Regions from separate parts of the Homo sapiens genome. Here all the other regions are linked to region 2. A link is a loop called in an ENCODE intact Hi-C map of the cell type or tissue named here. Cell type or tissue: dorsolateral prefrontal cortex. All regions are shown on one strand.

What was found. A loop is a pair of places that touch in the nucleus more often than their neighbours do. Peaks named below come from ENCODE experiments on the same cell type or tissue, not always from the same donor. Only the 100,000 strongest peaks of a DNase experiment are listed, where the experiment ranks them.
Region 1: it touches region 2 in a loop (4-fold over the local background); 3 of 110 quality-filtered maps call a loop at or near these places.
Region 3: it touches region 2 in a loop (4-fold over the local background); 18 of 110 quality-filtered maps call a loop at or near these places.

Annotation. Positions count from the first base shown.
Region 1 is chr5:65,741,291-65,743,790 of GRCh38, reverse strand. The region is part of intron 1 of NLN (neurolysin); the gene reads right to left. Among named protein-coding and RNA genes, the nearest start is that of NLN, 20 kb to the right of the region's middle. In dorsolateral prefrontal cortex, CTCF peaks have their summits at 882 and 1,085 (motif pointing left); no DNase peak of the experiment used is centred here.
Region 2 is chr5:66,306,710-66,309,209 of GRCh38, reverse strand. All of the region lies in intron 1 of LOC124900988 (a long non-coding RNA gene), which reads right to left. Among named protein-coding and RNA genes, the nearest start is that of LINC02065, 99 kb to the right of the region's middle. In dorsolateral prefrontal cortex, CTCF peaks have their summits at 1,163, 1,363 (motif pointing left) and 2,432; no DNase peak of the experiment used is centred here; H3K27ac peaks cover 1,207 bases.
Region 3 is chr5:66,170,007-66,172,506 of GRCh38, reverse strand. SREK1 (splicing regulatory glutamic acid and lysine rich protein 1) reads right to left here. Exons shown (of 12, transcript NM_001077199.3): 8 at 2,337-2,456; 9 at 1,560-1,922. Among named protein-coding and RNA genes, the nearest start is that of SREK1, 27 kb to the right of the region's middle. In dorsolateral prefrontal cortex, a CTCF peak has its summit at 1,017 (motif pointing left); a DNase peak (open chromatin) is centred at 1,007; H3K27ac peaks cover 175 bases.

The sequences.
Region 1 (2,500 bases), 570 kb after region 2:
CAAAAATGGTTTAATTGGGTTGGAAATTTCTGATGCACAATGTATTAAGATGATGGACAGGTTGGGGCTTAAAGACAGTTCTGAATATTGGTGGCTGCTAAGTCTTGCAAGAAATTCTGGGGCCATTCTTTTCTGTTTTCCATAACTATGAGTTTCTTCTCCATCTCTCATTCTGCACATACAGACATAACCTTAGAACTCAGTTCTCCTCTTTCATACTGTTTGTATATATTTTTTATCATTATTGGCTACAAATAAACAGCTAATGGAATTGATGTAGAGTAACATACTTTTATTTTATTTCAACCAGGATTTGTGGAAAGTTTTCTAAGTATATTCTAGAAAATGTTACACACAGTTACTTCTAACTGAAAGTTCCTTAAATGCAATGCATCAGGATCTATATGTCGGTTAACTATTTGTTCTATATAATCTGTATTAAGAAGTTTAAAAATAAATGATACTTCTTTTGAAGATTGTTTTGGCCTTTTTTATCTGTAAGACAAAAAGCCTATGTTTATAAATTAATCCCCAATGTAGTCCCTGGTGCTTAGTAAATATTTGTTGATGGAATTAAAATCCACGTGAATACTGAGCTTTATTACTACCCAATGCTAGCCATAGCTATACCAGCAAGGCTGACTGATCTGCTTCCCCAAGTCAGGAGAGGAATTGAAGACATTTTTCCTTGTAATTCTACTAGAATGTAAGCTCTTTGGGAATGTGGTCCATGTCTTAGTCATTTTTGTATTTCTTGGCAAATGTGGAAGAATGTGTTCAGCATATAACATATATGTTTTAACTGTTCAATCAATGAGTATAGGAAAGTGATGAAAATCTAAATTAGTCTGTCCTAAAATGACCACTAAGTTCAGTCCCAGACACCAAGTAAATAAAGCAAATAATAAAGCAATCAAAAGAAGATGCTAAAACAACAACAGAGTTGTTGAAGAAAAGTAATTATGTGAGAGACACGTCATAAAGAGACTTTGAGTCATGGATAGATAATCTACAATACATGCCAGTACACTTGAAAAGCAAAGTGCTACAATTCGACTGCTCTTGCCTCCACCTGCTGGTATAGGAAAGTAATTTTTTAGATTGGGCAGAAATTGTTTAGCAACCATAGAAAAATGCTAGGAAAACAGTGGGCTTTCAAAGTTATCTTGCCAAGATAATATATAAACATCCTATAAACAACCATTCACGAAAAATGTACACCATGAACTCAGCTACAAGTATGTTGAGTATAGAGAAGAACTACGCTAAATATGGAGACATTCTGGCCTTTATTTTGAGTAGCCTCTAGCATCTGGTAAAGTCAAAAGCATTATGAGTTTTCCTTCATTGTACAGTCTCTTTTTTGTATTGAAAAAAATTGCATTTGAATTTGAGAACTAGAATGATCATTACAACTTCAATGGTCTAATCTTGGTCTTATGTAGCATAAATATACATTTATTTTGGAAACAGTGCCACATACATCCTTAATGTGTACAACTTCCTCTAGCAGTAAGACTTAAGAACAATGATTATTTTCAACTCTTTTTACAAAATGTTTATGATCCATTTTTTTAAAAAAGGTAACTTTATTTTAGATTTTGTAATGTAATAAGTTTTTGTTTCCAAATTTCATTGTAAATAAATGAAAAGGAACTCTTCAAAATTTTCTTTTTTAAGAGATATGAATAAAAATGTTAAAATGTTAGAAACTACTTAAGGGCATATGAAAAACTGTATGATGCTAGAAATATTTGTAATATTTCTGCCACTGACAAATAGAGCTTTCAGAAAAGGTTCACATTACAAAGTTGAACAAAAATCTCAGGTTCTAAAAAATAAGTAACAAAAGATAATTGGTTAATTTTCTTCTAATTTTGTATATGACACAGCTAACTTAATGATTATAGGTTCTAAATAAATTGATTATACATGAACTTGAAGAGATTTCTTTTCTTAAATCCTATCCCTGGCTTATGTAAAGCCAACTGAGACCACAGAGCATATAAAATCAAGTGCTGCTTCACAAATGAAATAAAGTGTTCCTTGATTCATTACTAATGCGACTATCCACATACATGGAAAACCACAACTCAGATATTCCCCTTTTATTTTTCTCTAGAAACATGAATAAATTGCTTTTGGCACACTTAATTGGTGTTTGGGGCATACTTTTCACAATTGAAGTCCTTAGTAAATTACTCAGGAGAGAGACTCTCCTCTTTCAGTACATTATTTAATACTTAGGCTTGTTAGTGTGTGTCATTTACACATAAATATTTTGTTGTGTGAATGATGATGCCTAGATCCTCTCATCTGAGGCCTGGCTAATAGCTAGTATGCTTCTTGTTAAGACTGGTTCAGTCAAAAATAAGTGTTAATTATTTTTACGTGTGACAATGGTATTATGATTATGTTTTTGAAAAAAAAATTTCACAAAGTGATCTACAGATTGAATGCAATCCCTATCAAAATACCAATGACATTCTTCACAGAAATA
Region 2 (2,500 bases):
ACCCAAAATGCCTTGCAATTGTTGAGGTATTTGTATAGGCTTCCTCTGTACTTTCCATCTTTTTCACATCTTTTAAATAACAGTTTCAGCAAGCAGTGCCATTCAAGCAATTATCCGAATCATTTAGTCTGCCTTGGTTGGATACCTTGAGAAGGTGCGCAGTTGGCAGCAGAGAGACCAGGGACTCCTCTGCTCTTGCTCTGAATTCTCCCACCCCAGATTTCTGATCCTTTGCCAGCTTTGAGGAAGCAGTCTTGCTAGAGGCCCACTTCTTGTGGCCCTTAACAATTCCACCACAGGAAGCAGCTTGGTGTCATGGCGGGAGGGAGGTCTCAAGGCCCGGGAGCCTGGAGATGCAAGGGGGGGTCATGACACCACCTTTTGTAGCTGAGGGACCCTTAGGCAAGCCATTTAACTTCTCTGAGCTGCTGTTTCCTCTCCTGTGAAATGGAAATAAAAATACCCACCCTGCCTCCCTTAATAGATTGTTGTGAGAATAAAGTGAGGTGGTAGATGTGAAAGGGCTCTGGAAATTGTGAAGCCTCATATAGCTCCAAAGTTTTAGCATTAGACTGTGGATCCTCACAGCCCTGAATTCCATTCTTCATGACAAAGAAAGTTGTCAACATCAAATGCACAATTGAAGGGCCCCTTTGGGAACACACGACAAGTTCTCCTTCCTACTGTCTGAATTACTGATGGAGATAGATATTCCCAAGGCAGAGAAAATTCTGCTGGCTTTGGTCCCCTGAGAGCTGTCATAGAAAATATGACAAGAAAGCCTGCAGAAAGATAAAGGGATTAAGGGGCTTCAAAGAAAAGGGTTTTGTTTTAGCAAAGACCTTTTCTATAGAGGTCTCTAAACCAGTACAGGCTCTTCACCCGTCCCAGATGGTTTACATGGTGGCCCTGTCTGAAGGCCCCAGATGGCTAAAATGACCTCTATGAAAGCATCACACTGTCTGAGGAGCCTAAATCATAAGCAAGGCAATCAAGCTTCTACTTTTGTCACGTTGCACTGAGTCAGCCAAAACCCATCAGAGGACAAGTATTTTGCCAACGTGAAAACAGAATCATGCACATCTTTACCAGGATATTTTAACAGCAAAGGAAATCTGAATTCACTTGCCATATAAAGGAGAGGCTAGAGGAGTTATTCCTATCCAAAAAGTAAGCTGCCTTATGGTCAGAATGAAGCTCGGTTCCTAGGAATGAATGTCACATTAAATGCACAAGATTCAATGTGGAAAATGTATACAGTACAGATACAGTTTTAAAATACTGTATTAATAGAATGAGGGGAGCAGTTGTTCAAGCCTGTAACGCAGTTGTTCTAAGAAGCTTGATATCTAGTGACATCTAGTGGTGGCAGATATGAAAGCCTTCATGGCTACTATTTTCAGGATGGCAAAACAATGAATTCACCAAACTTGCCTATTGGTCGGAGTATAGTTTTTTGCAATTCTCATCTTCACTTGCCCATTCCCCATGGACCAGAACTTGAGAACTCACATCCAACGCAGAATATGGTAGCAGCACTAACAGAAAAAAAACAGAATATCTTCAGGCCTGCTGTATTTTTCATTTTTATTTAAATTGGTGCTTACCATAAACCTACTTCCTTTAGACACGGTAGATAATTGTAGCGGCAAGAATATGGCATTTGTGGGTCAAAAATCTAAGATGTATTGCCTGGTATAGACCTAACCTAGCAGACGGTATGACACTAAAGAATAACCTCGTTGAAGAACAAACAGCATGTTCCCTTTTGAAATAATAAGATTTTTTAAATGCTTTTTATCCAAAAAAGGTAGACATTCTCCCTTTTTACCTAATGAATTTGCTGTTCTTTAGTACTGTACCATTCAGACCTGGCTAGCATAAACTCCATCTTACCGGTCTAGTGTATTCCATGACGGTAAGGCTTCACTGTAGCAAGACAATACTTTTTCAATGTGTCTGAGAGAACTCAGCGTTCCAGTAGCCACAGCCTTCTGCTGTTGAGAGATTCCCTCCTATGAGGGCTTTGTTATCAGGAAGCCAGTAAAAGTCTCCGCCCAAATCAGTAGTAACAGCTGGAAGGGTCATCAGGGAATAACACTCAGCTGGGGCTTGCCTTGAGTATAGGAAAACAGCAATTGCTTTACTTCCTATTCACATCCCTTTTTGGAAATTCTCCTGGAATTTTGCAAAAGTACTCATCATTCATTCATTCAACAAAAGAAATAAGACTTTCGTGAGAGTTTCTTGTCTTAGTCATTGCATTTACCAGATAAGGTGGTTTTGAAGCCCACATTAGAATATAATTTGAGCTTGCATAAGCTGTATGATGCTTTAATACAAGCTTGTCCAACCCGCGGCCCAGGACGGCTTTGAATGCAGCCCAACACAAATTCATAAACCTATGAGATAACACAAATTCAAAACATTATGAGATTTTTTTGCAATTTTTTTTAGCTCATTGGCTATCGTTAGCGTTAGCTATTTTATGTGTGGCCCA
Region 3 (2,500 bases), 140 kb after region 2:
CAAGAATCACGTGAACCGAGGAGGGGGAGGTTGCAGTGGGTCAAGATCATGACACTGCACTCCAGCCTGGGCGATGAGCAAGACTCTGTTTCAAAAAATATATACATATATATTTAGGAATGAATGTGAACACTTGAACTTTCCTCTACACCAAACAACTTAAAATGGCCCGAGAAAAAGTTAAACATTCCCATGTCATCAAAAAAAGTAAATTCGTTATTAAAAAGGAATGAAAATAGTATTTGGTGCTGTGAAAGGTAATGTCTAAACAATCACAGAAACACAAAGGCATGTGTGACACAGAATCAATAAAATCACTTTGCAGTAAAGGTGTGGTTACAAGGCTCAAACCAGTACCCACAGCAAAGGAGGTTACATTAATTCTTCAATCTGTGGTTCAATGTGCTGAAATCCAGCAGTGATCTGTTTATTTTGAGCCTTGTTTTAACATATACTACTGCTTTCAACTTTATGCTTCTGAGGTAGTTTTTAAAAGTAAGTACAAGTACTAGAGAATTCTCAAACTTAATCTCTAAAATAAAGGAAAAGGGCTACTATACTTCTCATACAGAGCGTCAGCTTCCTCATGTTTTAAAACAGTGATGATAATAATCTTCTCCCAGGCCTGTTGTGAGGATTAAATAAGGTGAGACATGAAAAAGTCTACTGACATCATGTCTGGCATACAGTAAAGTGCACAATAAATGTCTACGATTATCTTTTATTATCTAGTCAAAGGCTGGTATTAAAAATAAACTACTAAAGCACAAGTTTTAAAAATGGGAAACATATATTCCTTTATCTCAAATTATTTTCTATTAAAAAACCATCTTTAAAAATCTTCAAAAATTTGCTAATATATATATTTAGTATTTTTAAGATAGTGTAGTATAAGTTAGGAACTTCCATTTACAGTCATGGTATCATCTGAAGTAAAGGATGTGGGTTTAGATAATCTTAAATCTCAAAAGTTGTTCTCATTGTACAGCTGTTACTATGGCAACTTGCTGCCACCTGGTGGTAGTAAAGCTATTAATAAACTGAAATCACGGTCCTAAGGAAAAACTCTAACCCTTAAAACTGACAAAATAAAACACGACCAAAATTTAAATGTTATGCACTTAACAAAATAAGGATAAAAATTAACTTAGGTGACAAAGAGGGCTAACACTGCAACTTCAGCAATCATTTTACATATTAAAATTAATCACACCATTCAAAAAAAGTTCAGGAAAAAGCCTAAGACGCAAATTCTTAATGTGCTTTTTAAAAAAAGTACCTTTCCCTGCCATCCCACCCTCTAAGAAAATAACAATTATTATTATTCTATTAAAATAGTGGTTACAAAGAATAGCTAAAACTCTTCAAATAATGTTGCCCAGTATCATCTCTTTCCCCACTCTGCTAGAGAAATGTTTACTCTGAAATTAGGAGAAAATGTTCTTATATTACTTTACAGGTTCCACTTGCGTACAGTAACCTTTTCTCCCTCCGTAAAAAATTTTGTTTCCAATTGTCATCAGCAAATCCCTTTGTAAAAATTTTAAGCATTATCAAACCTGCTGGAACTACGAGATCTTCGCGATGCATTGTAACTCCTGGGTGGTGTTCTGGATTTTTTATCCTTCTTTCTTTTTTCATCTATCTCTTTGGATCTGTCTTTTTCTCGTTCCTTTTCTTTGTCCTGTTCCTTTTCCTTCTCTTTGTCTCGATCCTTCTCATGCTCTTTTTCCCGTTCTCTCTCTCTGTCCTTTTCCTTGTCTTTTTCCCGGTCCTTTTCCCGTTCCTTGTCCCGGTCTTTGTTTTTACCCCGTTCCTTTTCTTTTTCACGTTCCTTTTCCCTCTCTCTCTCCTTTTCCCTGTCTTTCTCTTTCACTCTTTCCTTTTCCTTGATCTTTTCTCGAGTGTCTTTTCTCTTGTCCCTTTAAAAACAAAAATAAATAAATTCATAACTAAAATAGTTCTACCTCCTCCAAAAAGACCTCTCTCTCTTCAACAATTACCAACACAAGACAATTTATAGTACCTACAGACATTTACATATACATTTTTATATAGCTCAGGTGTACAAGAAGCTGCTAAACAAAGCTATTCATACTACGCAAGCTGAACTGAGTAGTTTGGAAACCTCATGAGTCACACTGACATCAGATTCAGATCACTGGCAATCAATATTAATCCTAGATTACTAAAACAATAAAAAAGGTTTAATTTCTCTCATTAAAAACCTAAACCACAACAGATTTTTAACAAATGAAGCCAATTAAAATATTATCCCTTAGCACTAACAGAACTCTGAGGAAAAAAAAATTATTGTTAATTTCTCTAAAACTCACCGTGAATGCGAACGACTCCTTGACTTCCGTCTCTCCCTTGATTTAGAGCGTTTTTTATGTGGGCTCTTAGATCTACGTCTGTCTTTCTGTCTTGAACGTGATCTATTATGGGATCTACTCCTAAAGAAAAAAAATTGTTAGAATATCAAAACTTAATTTACGAT